Linked DNA regions of Homo sapiens: regions 1 and 3 are each linked to region 2. The links are chromatin loops, found by intact Hi-C in ENCODE. Cell type or tissue: right lobe of liver. All regions are shown on one strand. Each heading gives the region's core, and the rest is flanking DNA. Links, peaks and the distances in the headings are about the cores only. Region 1 has its middle 29 kb from the start of RBM26-AS1. Region 2 overlaps NDFIP2 (Nedd4 family interacting protein 2). Region 3 overlaps RBM26-AS1 (RBM26 antisense RNA 1).

Region 1 (5,567 bases), core at 300-5,299, 100 kb before region 2:
AATATATGGTACATTTTCTGGGCCCACCCATGGCTGCCTATGGACCAATCAGCATGCACTTTCTCCCCTCTGAAGCTCGTAAAAACCTCGGACTCCACCCGACTTGGCAGATGACCGGACAACCTGCTTGCGCAGAGGAGCTACCCACTGAAGGTCTCCTCTGAGCTTTTCTGGCACTCAATAAAGCACCTCTTTGCCTTGCTCACCCTCCAGAATCTGCATACTTAATTCTTCCTGGAGGTGGGACAAAAACTCTGGACCCGCTAATGGCGGGATTAAAAGAGCTATAACACAAACAGAGCTGAAACATGCCCCTGCACTCGCCATGTTACGGGCAATGAGGAAAGAAGAGAGAAGAAGAAAAGAGCTGTGGCCCTTTGGGGATCCCAGACCTAGGGGCTCCCCGAGCCAGGGCTATGACCCCACCCCCTCTTTGGGTTTCTGTGGTTCCTGGCGTCTCCAAGCTTCCAGGTGGCACTGTGTTCCCCTTGGCCAGATGTAGGTGCCTGCAGCAGAAGCCACGTGCAGTACATCTCATCTAGCCACAGCCTTGCACACAGCCGGCACCTATGCCAGTGCCTGGAGCTGCCTGCCCCACTGCAGCAGCCAGTGTGCCTGGGTGTGCACAGCGGCTGGACCCCGCACTTGTTCGCACACACACCCCTTGCTACTCTGTGCCTGGCTCACATTTAGCAGGTGTGGGATCCGGGCCGGTAGCGCGAGCTGAGTGCAGCCTGCCAGGCCGAGTGGGTGGAATGAGCCCAGTGGGAGCAAGTAATACTCAGGCAGAAGGCACTGCCAGCCACAGAGGTTTCCAGCTGGTCCCCTGACACAACCATCATATGTCCATTCCAGGCAGGAATAAGCAGAAGGACAAGGAACAAATGAACTCATCTGAGCTTCTGTTAATAAGAGCCTTCTAATAAATCCCATGCTATAACTTCTGCCTATATCTTTTTGGCCTGTATGTAGTTACATGGTCATGCCTATCTATGAAAGAGGCTGTGAAGTGCATTTTTAAAGTGGGGGCCATTGACATCTTGAATAAAACTGAAGTTACGTTGCTGAGAATAAAGGGGAAAATGGATATTGAATAAGCAACTAGCTATCTCTACCACATGCACCAAATGATTTAGTCAGAGCTCTATCAACAAACTTAAGCAAAAAGAGGAAGAAGAGGGAGAAGAAAAAGGAGAAAGAGAAGGAGACAGAGGAGGAGGAAGGAGGGCAGAAGAAAGGAAAGGAAATATATTGACCCACATTAGCAAACCTCAGGTATCTCTATACAGGCATACCCAATCTAGGTGCTTAAATAATCGTTAAATAAAAGGAAACTTCTTCCTTTTATTTCTCAGCTCTGCTTTCAACTCGGTTGGAAACAGGCTTAGACATATTCTTTCCTCAGGTTAGTGAGATAGCTGCTAGAAAGACCAGACTTCCATTTTCCCAGTTTAGCAATCCCAGTGGAAAGAGATCACCCGTTTCTCAATAATTTTGGTAAGAGTTATGCGTGGGACTCATGGTCCTTGGTATCATATTTCGTTCCTGTGGATAGGACATGTGCTGCTTTGATTGGTCGGATCTGCTTCACGGACCCCATCTCCCTGGGTCAGTCCCAATTAAATCAGATAAACTAAGTTGGGGGAGGCATATTTCCCTGAAAGAAACTCAGCATGCTGATGCCAGAAAAAGAGTGAATAGACACCAGGAAGGCAAAAATAGTATGCTTGACGCAGAAGGTAAAAACCTGGAAGAAAAAAATCATAATTTAGGCACTTCCAGTCTAGAAATGAAAACGCAAAACAGGAAACATAATGGAGATTTAATAAATCTCTTGTATGATTTTCTATTGTCTTTAATAATACTCAATAATACAATATCCACAGGGAAAAAGTATACCACAAGCCAATGTGAGTTCAGAAAACTCACAGAAATACTGTGAGTTTTCTGAAAAGCATTTACAGTTCTAAAACAACCACCAAAATATCAAGAAGAGGATTTGCATAAGCACACTATTTTTAGGGATATTTATTTGTGGCAACTTCTTTAATACCTAAATCATGGAGATTCAAAGAGATGCACAATCATAAGTTAATCCTGTCAACACTCTGTAATATAAGCTCTGGGGAAAAGATTATGAGGAGAATAGGGCATAAAGCAATGACATGGTTTTTTCCAAGGTCGTGAATTGAATCAGTGGCCAACCAAAGCTGCTGACTCCCAAAATACATGACTCATTCTTTTCCACATTTTCCATATCTTATTTTAGTTTATCACAATGACTGGTCTTTCTTAGCATTTTTTTTGTAGGTGATTGGCAGAAAATAAAAATGGCCATATGTTTGAAACTCAGCATCATCTGCCCTAGGGAAGTAATAAACAAAACAAGAGAGCACAAAGACTCAAATAAAGAAGCAAATGGGGCACATCAAAAAAAGTCTATTGAGAAAATTTACCCCAGTAGCTAAAGATAACTGATAGTAGAGTATAAATTGAGGTATAAGAACTCTCAGTGTTCAGTATGACAGTGGGTACACTTAAGACTAAGTGCTTTTTTTCTCATTTAACATAATTTAATACTTATAGAAGTTTCAAGAACTGTACAAAGAATTTCAGAATAATCTTTACCCAGATTCCCCAAATGTTAATTTTTATTTCCTCTTTTCCTCCTCCTCCTCTCTCTCCACACACACACACGCACACACACCACGCAAATACATTTTCTTAACCATTTAAAAGTAAGTTGAAGACAAACATTTTTCCAAAGAAGACATAAAAATGGCCAAGAGGTATATATAAAAAGATGCTCAACCTCACTAACAATAAGGGAAATGCACATTAAAACCACTGTGTGTTATCATCTCACACCTATAAAGATGGCTGTTATCAAAAAGACAAGAGATAGTAAGTATTGGCAAATGTGTGGAAGAAAAGGAACCCTGGCACACAGTTGGTGGAATGAAGATTGGCATAGCCATTATAAAAACCAGTGCGAGGTTTCTAAAGAAATTAAAAATAGAACTACCATATGACCCAGCAAATTCTCTTCTCTGTATATACCCAAAGAAGACAAAATCACCACCTCATAAAGATATCTGCATTCCAATGTTTACTGCAGCATTAGTCACAATGGTCAAGATATGAAAACAATCTAAGTGTCCGTTGAGAGATGAATGGCTAAAGAAAATGGGTGTGTATGTGTGTATATATATATACACACTGGAATATTGTTTGGCCTCATATAAAAGGAAAGCCTGCCATTTTCCACAACCTGGAACAACCTGAAGAACATTATGTTAATAAGCCAGACAGAGAAAGAAAAATATTGCATGACCTCACTTACATGTGGAATTAAAAAAAAAAAAAGACTTCAAATACACACAGCTAGAGAATAAAACAGTGGTTACCATGGCAGGGGAGGCAGAGTGGGGAAGAAATGGGGAGATGTAGGTCAGAGGATACCAAATAGAAAGTATGTAGGATGAACAAGTTTAGAGATCTAATGTACAACATGAGGACTAAAGTCAATAAAATTATATTGCATTAGAAATTTTTAATGAAGTAGATCTTAGCTGCTCTTACCACGAAAATAGAAACTATGCGAGATAATAGATATGTTAATCAGCTTCACTATAGTAACTATTTTACTGTCTGTATGTATACCATAACATGTTGTAACTCTCAAATATACACCATAAAATTTATTTTTAAAAGGATAAGTTGTAGATATAATGTCTTTTCCTGCTATACACTTTAGTGTGTAGTTCCTAAAACCAAGGACATTTTCTTACATCACAGCATAATTATAAAAATTAGGAAATTAACTCTGATATAATACTATTACTTAATATACAGCCCTTATCTCTTTACTTGCCTATATTATGGAATTCCTGAGGCTTTCTTTATAGAAAGTCTTTCGGGTATTTCATGAAGCTGACTTTTTTTTTTTTTTAGATGGAGCCTCGCTCTGTTGCCAGGCTGGAGTGCAGTGGTATGATCTCAGCTCATTGCAACCTCTGCCTCTAGGGTTCAAGCGATTCTCCTGCCTTGGCCTCCCGAGTAGCTGGGACTAAGGTGTGCGCCACCACACCCAGCTAATTTTTGTATTTTTAGTAGAGACAGGGTTTCACCATGTTGGCCAGGATGGTCTCCATCTCTTGACCTCGTGATCCCACCACGCCCAGCCTCTTTTTTTTTTTTTTTTTTGACAGAATCTCACTGTGTTGCCGAGTAGCTGGAACCACAGGCAGGTGCCACCATGCCTGGCTAATTTTTTAAAAAATTTTTTGTAGAGACAATGTCTTGCTATGTTGCTCAAGCTGGTCTCAAACTCCTGAGCTCAAGTGGTCCTCCCATCTTGGCCTCCCAAATTGCTGGGATTACAGGCATGAGTCACAGTGCCCACTGAAGCTGATGTTTTTAAGAGTATGGGACAATTATTTTGCATGCTGTCCTTCACATTGGAGTTTGTCTGATGTTTCCTCCTGATTAGATTCAAGTTATATACTTTTGGCAGGATTACCAGACAAATGATGCTATGTTCTTCTTGGTGCACCATCTTAGAAGGCATTTGCTGTTAATTTGTCCTATTATTGGTGATGTTAACCTTGACCATTTGGCTAAGTTGATGCTTGTCATGTTTCTCCACTTTAACATTGTTTTACCCATTATAATTAATAAATGCTTTATGGAAAGATATTTTGAGATTACATAACTATCCGGTTACTCCTCAAACATTATCACACTAGTTTTTGTATCCATTGATGACTCCTGCCAGAATCAATTAGAATGAATATTTTTAAATTTTTGTATTTATACATATTTGTACATATTTATAGTGTATATGTGTAATATTTTGATACATATATAGAATGTATAATGATCAAGTCAAGGTATTTAGGATATCCATCACCTTGAACATTTATCATTTCTTTGTATTGGGAACATTTCAAATCTTCTCTTCTAGATATTTTGAAATATATAATATATTGTTAACTATAGTCAAACTACTGTACTATCAAACACTAGAACCTGTTTCTTCTAACTGCATGTTTGTAACCATTAACCTAGAACGAGTATTTTTTAATTAATTTTGTTTCTAAAATGTGATGCTATGGTAAGTGTCAGCACTGTTGCAGAATTTTTATTATAGACTCACTTTTGTAACATAAAAATATTTACAATCAATTGCATCCTAGGTGGAATGCAATTTCATTCAATATACCTAATAATGAGCTAAAGACCATAAATGGGCATGCAGGATCTAATTGCAGAGATGAAAATGTTCTAAAGGTGACTTATGGTGATGGTTGCACCACTTGATAAAGTTATTACAATTATCAAATTTTACACAAGAAATAGGTGAATTTTATAATATATGATATATTTTGTTAAAGGTGTTAAAAATAGGAAAAAAAAATGAGTTGAAAATAATAGAATTATTTAAGTGAAAATGTGATAGCAAAGGCCAGTGAATGTCATTATTTACATAGATAGAAAGTAATTTATACCTAACCAGGGTTTGTTAACTTTCTTTTATATCATGGGGCCCTTGTCAGTCTGGTAAA
Region 2 (5,567 bases), core at 123-5,122:
AACTAGCTGGATAAAGGAAAAATGGGAAGAGAAAGGGACAAGAGTGGAAAAGTAAAACTTCAATCTTTTAGCAAAGGGAAATACTGAATTTGCTTAAGAGATTAGAGCCGTTGCTGAAATCAAGATGTGTAAAAAAATTACCCCTTGTATGTTATCGGAGCAAAGTATTTGGGGTCAGGAGCTTCCTGTGTCTGCCACTTAAATGTTTAATATTGTGCAAGTAACTTAACTTTCCTGAACCTCAGAGATGCTAAGATCAATGTATACAGAAGTGGTATATGAAATGGTTAGTATTATGTAAATGTTTGTTATTATTACTTTTTCTTTTTGCTTTTTTGGCTGTGAGATAGTGGGCAAGTAAACTAAGTTCTTTGTGCATACTAATAAGCACATAGAGAATACTCATATATTATGAGATTCTTACTTCTCTTGTCTGGCACTCTTTTTCAGAATTTCATTCTAGAGGTTCTTGTTTAGTGTATTAGCCTTTAAACGGTATTTATCCATTCTTTCTCTTTATAATAAATTTGGACTAAAGTAAGATATATGATTGTAATAGTAATTTATATATTTTATAGCTTATAACATAGGCCTATAATAGCAATAGTAGTCCTGTATTGGTGGCCAGTTGTAAATTATTAAGTCATGGCTATGGCTACAAAATTAAATAGATTTTATTGGTTATTCTTTTTGAATTCTTTCTTCAGATACAGAAGTTTACGGTGAGTTTTATCCCGTGCCACCTCCCTATAGCGTTGCTACCTCTCTTCCTACATACGATGAAGCTGAGAAGGCTAAAGCTGCTGCAATGGCAGCTGCAGCAGCAGAAACATCTCAAAGAGTAAGAAAATTTCATCATTTCTTTTGATAAAATTATTTTCGTTAATTGATATATACATTTAGTAATACTAAAAACAGTTCTTTGTGTGTAAGTGTGTATGTAGATTTTTTTTGAGCATTATGGGTTTAAACTGCACAGGTCTACTTGTATGCAGATTGTTTTAAATAAATATATTGGAAAAATATTTTGGAGATCTGCAGCAATTTGAAAAAACTTGGGACAAATTGCATAGCCTAGAAATATCAAAAAAATTAAGAAAAGGCCTGTAATGAATGTATAAAATACATGTAAATAGTAGTTTATGTATTATCGACTGTTTATGTTATCAGTAAGGCTTCTAGTTAACAATAGGCTGTGAGTCGTTAAGTTTTGGGGAAGTCAGAGTTATACTCAAATTTTCTACCGCATGCAGGTGGGTCGGTGTCCCTAACCCGTGTATTGTTGAAGGGTTACTGTATTTGTTCTACTGTTGCTTATGTGTGTGGTCACTTTTTGTTGAAATTGGCATTCTCCTAGTTAAATTCACCTTCTTTATCCCTTGACTTCCTCTTTTCTATTGCTCTTCCCCGCTTATCCCTTCCTAAATTTTGATTTCAGGCCCCTCATGTGTTAGCCTTCACTTCGCATCCTAACTCACTCACTCTGGTTACCACCACTTGGAAAGTTCTTCTCTTTGCCTGGACCTCAAGTCCACTGACCTCTTTGCTGTCCATGTACTTATTTATCTTCTTACATAGTTTGAATTCCATGGCCTATCATTTTAATTGTGAATCATCTTTTTTTCTATTTATGTTTCTATATTAGCATAGCCAGTTTAGTGACTGTGAAAGAACTCAAGGTAGCCAAAAAACACAGAGAAATGTTACAAGGCCTTCAAATTATTTTTGTCAGCTGTTTTTTTTTTTTTTTTTTTTTTTGATAACATTCTACTCTAGAATTTTGGAATGATGATCAAGCATTCTGTCTTCCTCATCTACATGTTTTAGTAATGGAGTTAATGAGATACATGTGTATTACTCTTTGCTCTGGTAAATGGAGTGGCTGTCTCAGTAATGGAGAGTCAGTGAGATACATACACATCTACTATTCTGCAGCCAGGTAAGAGGCAGAAATTATTTACATTTTAGTGTGGCTGCAAGGAGGGCTAGAATTTTTTGCCTTTTTTTTCTTGCTTCAGACTTGAGAGATGCCGTTTCAGATCCCTGGATTCACCCCATTTTGTTCGGGAAAAAGACAAAAAAATCAATTCACCCAGGAAAGCTAGAATTAGGTGAGGAGTCAAGGGAGAGAGATGTGCTTCCATGTATGGCATTCTCCTCTAGCTGCTATGAGGTCAGAGCCCAGCAAGCAGATCCTCTGAGAGAAGAGCATGTGCCCTGAATGTGTTTCTTTGATCAGCAATAACCCTATTTATGCCTGCTCCTACTACCCTCTTCCAGCACACACAGGGTTAAACGTCAACATAAATAGCTTTGGACACAGTTATGAAGGTAGATAAAGACAGTAAACTCCGAATTTATTTTTTATGCCTTTTCCTTCACAGAGGAGGAAAGTAAGTCTCTTAACACAGTGGCATAATATAGCTGAGTCAATAAGAATTTTTGTTGCTTTGAGGGGAACATCACAGAGGAGGAGGATAGATCTAAATAGGGTATTTTTGTCTAAATAAGTTCTCGGTTACTTAGAACACATATATTTGTAAATGAACATGCACATCTCTCAGTGAAGTAGATTGATTCCTCTCTAGCTATGAAAGTCCCAATAACTCCTTTTCTCAGGGGGTGTTTGCCCAGAGACCTTAAGAAGTATTATGGACCGTAGATCATTTACTGCCCTAACTTCCATACAATAGGATAGAATTCTAAAGACAAGGTAGGAAGCATTAAGTCTTGGTAAGTGTGCTTTGAGAAAAGTTGATTTTACCCCTTTTGAAGAGAAAAGTCTGAAGTATTACTGTTCCATTCCCTCATTGTCATCATTTCCAGCACCCTGTTTTAGAAAGTAAATGTAATCCTCAGCCAGAATTGGAACATGTCCATAAAGAAAAGCTCCCTGTTTTTACCTGCTTCTGATATCATTGTAACCCCAGCTTGTGAGCATTGTGGAAAATTTCATAGACAGCAAAGTATTAATAGAATTGTGTACAAGAGACTAACTTAGGTCTTGTAAAAAATCTTATAAATTTACCAGTGCTTCCTAACCCGGTGCTTCAGCACCCTCTTTGTGCAGAGTATGAATGTTTGCATATGAGTCTCCATTACCTGATTGAGATGAAAAATTGGTCAATGCTTGAAAATTGCTAGGAGAGTAGATTTTAAGCGTTCTTGCACAAAAAAAATATTTGAGGTACTGTACATGGTAATTAGCTCAATTTAGCCACTCCACAATGTATACACATTTTAAAACATCATGTAATACATCATAAATATATACAGTTTTTGTCAATTACAAACAAAATTTAAAAATTGAAAAAAAGTCTCATCAAATTAGCATTTGAGTACATTCAGTTGTAAATGAGTCTCAGCTGGGTGAGTTGAAAGCTTGTTTCCTAAATCAACTCTCACTGGGAGAATATAGATAGTCAAGAGACTTTAAAACTACTGTTTTTACTATTTCCTATTTCTGATGTGTAGAATTGCACGTATGTTATGGAATGGTTAAGTAGATTTCTGAAAATGACAACTCATTGTTAATATTTCTATGAAAAATGCTAATTCCAAACTATTAATTTTATAAGATGTTTAGAACATGGCTTGTTCTTCAGGTAGACTCATTTCATCTTATAATGGGTAGGGCTCTTTTTTTGTAACTTGTTTTAAATTGTTGCAGTAACTTGTCTTTTGACTAGATAAATCATGAGCAACACCAGGACAGAGATCTTGCATTTACATTCCCAGTACCTAGTTATTTATCAGGCACATTTTTGTTGTTTAGTCAATGACAGTTGATTAAGTTAATGAATGCTTTCTTTGTGTTAGCCAATGTGGGAAAATAGAAAGAGGAAAACACCACAGGTGTTCTGTTACAGCTCTCTATTTTAAAATATTTTGATGTCTTTACCAATTTCAGGATTCACAAATTAATGTTTAATGTAGTTGAAATTATTGCCTAGATACCATTTTATTTTTTAAACATCTTATATAAATATTTCCCTGTTACTTAATAGTTAAATTCCCTGTAATCAATATGCTATTGAAACTTAGTGGCCATTCCTCTAGAGTGAACAATTATTTTCAAATGTTTGTGTTTCGATTTTTTCTATTAATATTATAAAAGACATCTTTGGGCATATTGCAGTGACTCACTCCTGTAATCTCAGCACTTTGGGAGGCTGAGGCAAGCAGGTTGCTTGAGCTCAGGAGTTTGAGACCAGCCTGGGCAACACAGCGAGACCTTATTTCCACTAAAAAGAAAAAAAAAAATCAGCTAGGTGTGGTGGCATGCACCTGTAGTTCCAGCAACTTGGAAGGCTGAAGTGGGAAGATCACTTGAGCCCAGGAGATTGAGGCTGTAGTGATCCCGGATGAAGACTGCAGTGAGCCATGATTGTGCCACTGCACTCCAGCCTGGGTGAGAGTGAGATCTTGTCTTAATTTTTTTTTTTTTCCTAAATGATGACTTTTGATAAAATTTCTGTATTGATTTTTTGGTGGTGGTTGTTTTGTTTTTGAGGCGCAGTCTCACTCTGTCTCCTAGGCTGGAATGCAGTAGTGCAATCTCAGTTCAGTGCAACCTCCGCCTCCCCAGTTCAAATGATTCTCCTGCCTTAGCCTCTTGAGTAGCTGGGACTACAGGAGCACGCCACCACATCTGGTTAATTTGTTTTTGTATTTTTAGTAGAGATGGGTTTCGCCATGTTGGTCAGGCTAGTCTTGAACTCCTGACTTCAAGTGATCCACCCACCTCGGCCTCCCAAAGTGCTGGGATTACAGGCATGAGCCACTGTACCTGGCCTGGACTGATGTTTTAAAATACACAGTATGAAATATATTTTTGCCATCACACTGACAATTTTTTGTTCTTACTGTGCTTTAATGTTTATTTCTTGAATTAATTTGAAATTATTTAAAATTTTATAAATATGCACTTAGTCATGGCCAGTCATTAAATTTAGTATATTGAGTTTACCTATGATATATGATTGCACAATTTAAGGGATCTTTGTGCCCGAATAATAAGCAATATAAAATGGTTTTGAAAGTTTTTTTATTTCAGGATAGCAGTATGCTTAGTGAGACTACCATGATTGTGTGGAAACAACATCAGTGTCCTGGATTCAAGTTCCACTTTGACCCTCCTAATTATGTGATATTGAGCAGAGCCCTAGCTTCTCAGACTTGGCCTCACAAAATTGAGTTATTCACACTCAACTGAGATGATGTGTACCGTATTAGTCCATTTTCACACTGCTATAAAGAAATACCCAAGACTGGGGAATTTATAAAGAAAAGAGGTTTAATTGACTTACAGTTCTGCAGACTGTATAGGAAGCATAGCAGCTTCTGGGGAGGCCCCAGGAAACTTACGATTGTGGCGGAAGGTGAGGGGGAAGCAGGCCCATTTTACATGGCTGGAGCAGGAGGAAGAGAGAGAGTGAAGGGGTGATGCCACACACTTTTAAACAACCAGATCTCAGAAAAAACAATAATGCACTCACTCACTCTCATGAGAACAGCGCCCAGGAAAATGATGTGAAACCATTAGAAACCACCCCCATGATCCGATC
Region 3 (5,567 bases), core at 304-5,303, 120 kb before region 2:
ATTAAATTTGGGAATTTTAAAATAAAAACAGGAAGCATATCGTACTCTAATATAATAATTCAAGGGTTTTTATTTTCCTAGAAGATCAAGGTCATGTTAATAAAGGGAATATAGTTTTCTTATCTGTGTTAAGACACTGATGACTTGCAAAGAAAAGTAACACTTTTGTGATATCCTTAGGTAATTCAAGAGGAAACGCTTGAGCAATTACTGATGTTGTAAACTGGGATCAGAAGACATACATGGTATCGTATCCCAGGCAAGGCACAGTGGCTCACACCTGTAATCCCAGCACTTTGGGAGGCTGAAGAAGGCAGATCACTTGAGGTCAGGAGTTCGAGACCAGCCTGGCTTACATGGTGAAACCCATCTCTACTGAACATACAAAAATTAGCTGGACATGATGGTGAGTTCCTGTAATCCCAGCTACTTGGAAGGGAGGCTGAGGCAGGAGAATCACTTGAACCCAGGACGCAGAGGTTGCAGTGAACCGAGATTGCGCCACTGTACTCCAGCCTGAGCAACAGGGCAATAGAGCGAGACTCCATCTCAAAAAAAAAAAAAAAAAAAACCATACTATCATATCCCCCTAAATTGAACCAGAGCACTTCTGGCATAAAAAGCTTTTTTAAGGCCGAGCGCAGTGGCTCACGCCTGTAATCCCAGCACTTTGGGAGGCTGACGGGTGGATTACCTGAGGTCAGGAGTTTGAGACCAGCCTGGCCAACATGGCAAAACCATGTCTCTATTATAATACAAAAATTAGCCAAGCCCAGTGGCACACACCTGTAATCCCAGCTACTTGGAAGGCCGAGGCAGGAGAATCACTTGAACACAGGAGGCGAAGGTTGCAGCAAGCCAAGATCACGCCACTGCACTCCAGCCTGGGAAACAGACTGAGACCCTGTCTCAAAAAAACAAAAAGCTTTTTTTGTTTTTTGTTTTTTATGTGTGTGTGATGGAGTCTCTCTGTGTCACACAGGCTAGAGTGCGGTGGCATAATCTCAGCTCACTACAACCTCTGCCTCCTGGGCTCAAGTGATCCTCTCACCTCAGCCTCCTGAGTAACTGGGACCACAGGCACATGCCACCCACGCCTGGCTAATTTTCTTTTTGTATTTTTGGTAGACGGGGTTTCACCATGTTGCCCAGGCTGATCTCTTGAGCTCAAGTGATCTGCCTGCTTTGGCCTCTCAAAGTGCTGGGATTACAGGCATGAGTCACCACACCTAGCTAAAAAGCTTTGAGAGGCAATCACCAACTCTTCAGTGGGCACTGTTTATACCCATGATTAATTATGACTCCATCTCCATAGGTGCTGTGGAACTGTTTATGGATGTGGTTATGGTGGGTAATAACATTAAAAAGGTATATATACATATATTGCATGTTCATACGCACACACATGCAGACACTCACAAAGTCTCCCATACAAACTGTCAAATGAGGACAGGTAAGTGTCCTCAGAGGAAAAACATGTATGTAATATTATTAAAAATCATATTAGTGATATGATGTGATACTTGTGCTATCAAAATGATTTGAAATGGAATAAGGAGAGAGAGTAGAGTATCAATGAAATAAGATTGGCTATGAGTTGATTGTGGTTGAAACTGGATGATGGGGATGGTTATAATTCTTTCAGCTCTTACATATTGAAATTTTCCATAATAAAAAACCTTTAAAAAAAATCTGTTAAGGCGGAGAGACCCAGAAAACAAAAAGATCTCTGGGAAGGCCTAACAGACTGGCTACAATGGAAGTTCCAGGAAAGCAGAGATTTTGCCTCTTTTCTGCAAATGTATCTCTTGCGCTTAGAGAAGTTGATAGCACATGGCAGGTTCTCTTGTTGAATGAATGAATTGGAGAATAAAACCCGTAACCTAGGTGACAGTCTGTCAGCTCAGAGTCAAGAATCCTTGGGTTCACTCACCTGTCACTACAAATGGCATTTGTTAGTTATTATAAGAATAAATACTTAAAGAAAACCTATTCAAGAGAAAGCAGATTCATAAACTTCCACCATGGATTTCATAAGTAGGTATATACATGCTTATATGCATATGATCCCACCTAGAAAGCTGCTATCATATCATTTCATTTCATTCCTTTTTTTTTCAACAAATATTTATTGTAGAGGTATCTCTGTCTTTCAAGCCAAAAATCAGGGGGAAAAAAATCAGAAAAGAAATCTTATTTGCTTATTAATTGAAGTGTGGGAAGACACAGATAATCTTTTGAAGAAAATTCACCTTTACATATTGTTCTTAGTTCCTTAGTAGCCTTAGGACAAAACTGTTAAAAAGGTAATGATGTAGAACCTTAATTAGGGCTTTTGAAATTTGAAGCCATTTTTATTGGGGGCCAGAACCTAAGCCAGGAAAACAACCAATAACATTGCAATAACAAACATCAGGCATAATGAATGCCCTTAGGAGACACACTCTAAAGTTTTAAAGCTGCACTATCCCATTCCTCCAGACAACAAAGAGAAAAAACAATCTACATCACCCACAAACAATAGTGCATAAGTTAGGAAGAGGCTAGGTTTGGCTGCAGTAATGAACAACAAGGGTTCATTTCTCTCAAACCCTGCATGTCCATTACAGGTTAGCTGCACCTCTACTCCACGTGTTCCTCCCTTCAGGTCCCAGGCTGATGGAGTAGCCTCTGTGTGTTTGGGATGTTGTCAGTCATAATGGTGGACACAAAAGAGATTATGACAAACCGTGTATTGTCTCCTACAATTTCTGCTCACAGAAGTGGACAACATCACTTCTTTCCACATTTCATTGACCAGAGCAAGTCATGTGACCAAGCCTGATTCAAAATAGGCTGGAGCAAGGAGGAGCAGCAAACATAAGTGAGTTTATAATATAATCTACCATACAAGGTAAACCAGAATTTAGGAATGAGCTCAAAGCCTGCATTTCATGTAACTGCCAAAGCTCACACAGGATTTGACCTTCCTTCCCAGAAGAAAGAGTTGACTCCCTTAACAGCATCGGGCTGGACCAATTCCTGGCTGTGGAAGCAGCATCCATCACAAACTGTTTTCATAGCAAATGAATAGTAAACATAGGGGTAGAACAAACTACACTGCCACATACCATAGCCACTAGCAATGTGTAGCTGTTAAGTTCTTGTGGCTATTTAGAATTGTGGTGTGCAGTAAGTATAAAATGTGCATCAGATTTCAAAGCCTTAGAAAAAACGTGAACAATGTTTTTCACTTGTTCCTCAACAACCAGAAAGTAAAATATCTTAATTTTTACATTAATTGCACATTGAAAGAATATTTGGATATATTGGCCTATTAATATACTAAATAAAGTATATTAATAAAATTAATTTCACTTTTCTTTTTTTTGAGACGGAGTCTCGCTCTGTTGCCCAGGCTGGAGTGCAGTGGCGTGATCTCTGCTCACTGCAACATCTGCCTCCCAGGTTCAAGTGATTTCTCCTGTCTCACCCTCCTGAGTAGCTGGGATTACAGGTGCCTGCCACCACACCTATCTAATTTTTTTGTATTTTTAGTAGAGACAGGGTTTCACCATGTTGGCCAGGCTAGTTTTGAACTCTTGTCCTTAAGTGATCTGCCCGCCTTGGCCTCTCAAAGTGCTAGGATTACAGGCATGAGCCACTGTGCCTGGCCCTCACCTTATTATTATTATTTTTTATTTAAAAATGTGGCCCCTAGAAAACTTAAAATTACATATGCAGCTCACATATTTTTATTGGACAGTGCTTTCCTAAAATGTAAGAACTTTTTTCTCTCCTTATGTGAAATAAAGGAAAGAAATAAAGAGCTCAGTGTATTAATAGAGTAACTCTTAGTCCTCTTACTCTGTACTGCTTTGGTATGTTTTAGAATGCTTCTATGAAACTACTGCTGAAAACATCATTGGCGTTTGTTCAGTTTGGGAAGCTCAGGTGTGGTAGGGCCCAGGGAAGGAAGAGTACCTGCAGGGAGACCAGCCAATACTGAGAGCAAAGTGGGGGCTACCACCCTTCCTTTTGTGAATTATTAAGTAAGAATAAACACTTACCAGCAGATGAATTACAGGATAGAGATGAACACTCATCAGTAGTGTGAGGCCCCATAGCTTCTCTGATCTCTCTCACTAGAGAATATTAAGAGGTATACCCATTCTAGTTCAAGAAGGAAGAGCCTTCTACAACTGGCTTACATGAGTAAGGAAAGGCTATAATTAGATTTGTGTGGAGAATGTATGGGGCTGAGGTGGGGGTAGCCAAGAAAGATACAATGGGGAGTGGTAGAAGAAGGAAACAATTAGGAGAATATTGTAATGGTCCATGTGAGATGTTGGAAGTTTGAACTAGAGTGTTAATGGTGTTGATCTTTTCAAAGTTGTTAAAAAAACAACTATTCAGCTCTATCATTTGAAGATCTGCTTTCAGCCACCATTCTTTCCTTTTCTCTTTATAGGCAAGCAAGAGTTGTTTGTACTCATTGTCCCAGGTTCCTCTCTTCCATCACTCCAGTTCAGTATGAACTAGCTTCTGTCTCTATCATTTTACCAAAACACTTCTTGCCAAGGTTATCAGTGACTTGCTTTTCGCTGACACTGACCAAATGTAGTATCCACATTTAGTCTTGTGTTATTTGATCAAATATAACATTTGACAACATTGTTCACATGTTTTTTTCTTGAAACACTTTTTTCCCTGCTATTTTTATTGCATCACAATCTTCTTGGGTTTTTCCCCCTGATTTTTCTGAATACTGTAATGTATCCTTCTTGAACTTCAACCACACTTCATATGGATGTGCCTTGGAATTCCTGTTGGTCTTTTTTCAATCTAAACATGATCCCCAACCCATCTTATCTATTTTTACTATTTCAACTCCTATATCCATGCTGATGTTTCCCAAAGGTCATTACTTGGATGTCTTCTAGGCATCTCAAATCAGTCTCTAAAACTAAACTCATTATCTTCACTAACCAATTTTGCCCCTTTCCTGTGATATGTAACTCATAGAAAGCCACCATCATCCAATTGCTCAAGTCAAAAATCTAAGTATCATCCTTCTCCTTTTACCACTATCCAATTAATATCCCAATGAATATCTATTGAGTCTTCCTCCTAGGCATACCTAGAATCTACTCATTGTCATTCAACCCAGATGATACACTGCAGCCAAAGAAATCCATTAAAGCCCCCTCTAATCATGTAAACCCTTATTGGCTCCCCATATCCCAGGCTAAAGTACAAATTTATTAATTGTAATACTTAATTGAAATTAACTGTGTTTTATGGTATTAAGCACTGTTCTAAATGCTTTACATTTATTTATTCTCACAATTTAGCATTCCCAGTTTACAGCTGAGGAAATTAAGCTTCAAGTTGCCCAAGTTTATAGAATGAGTCAATGGCAGAGGTTGAACTCAGGTCAGTAATCAACACCACATCCTTAACCACATGCTTTCTTACATCTTTCATTAATTGACACCTGCCTAGTTCTTAAGCTTCTCCCATTCTCCACTTTTTACATTCTACAATGGTGCCATACCATGTATCTGCAGTTCCCAGAACAGTACTGC

The links. A loop is a pair of places that touch in the nucleus more often than their neighbours do. Peaks named below come from ENCODE experiments on the same cell type or tissue, not always from the same donor. Only the 100,000 strongest peaks of a DNase experiment are listed, where the experiment ranks them.
Region 1: a loop joins it to region 2, with 2.8 times the contacts of the local background. A loop is called at or near these places in 104 of 110 quality-filtered maps.
Region 3: it touches region 2 in a loop (3-fold over the local background); 99 of 110 quality-filtered maps call a loop at or near these places.

Annotation. Positions count from the first base shown.
Region 1 is chr13:79,432,543-79,438,109 of GRCh38, forward strand. No RefSeq gene overlaps it. Among named protein-coding and RNA genes, the nearest start is that of RBM26-AS1, 29 kb to the left of the region's middle. In right lobe of liver, for the core only: no CTCF peak of the experiment used is centred there; no DNase peak of the experiment used is centred there.
Region 2 is chr13:79,532,616-79,538,182 of GRCh38, forward strand. NDFIP2 (Nedd4 family interacting protein 2) reads left to right here. Exons shown (of 8, transcript NM_019080.3): 3 at 708-841. Among named protein-coding and RNA genes, the nearest start is that of LINC01068, 31 kb to the right of the region's middle. In right lobe of liver, for the core only: no CTCF peak of the experiment used is centred there; no DNase peak of the experiment used is centred there; H3K27ac peaks cover 279 bases.
Region 3 is chr13:79,412,502-79,418,068 of GRCh38, forward strand. RBM26-AS1 (RBM26 antisense RNA 1) reads left to right here. Exons shown (of 7, transcript NR_038991.1): 2 at 181-406; 3 at 2,761-2,863; 4 at 5,334-5,415. Among named protein-coding and RNA genes, the nearest start is that of RBM26-AS1, 9.0 kb to the left of the region's middle. In right lobe of liver, for the core only: no CTCF peak of the experiment used is centred there; no DNase peak of the experiment used is centred there.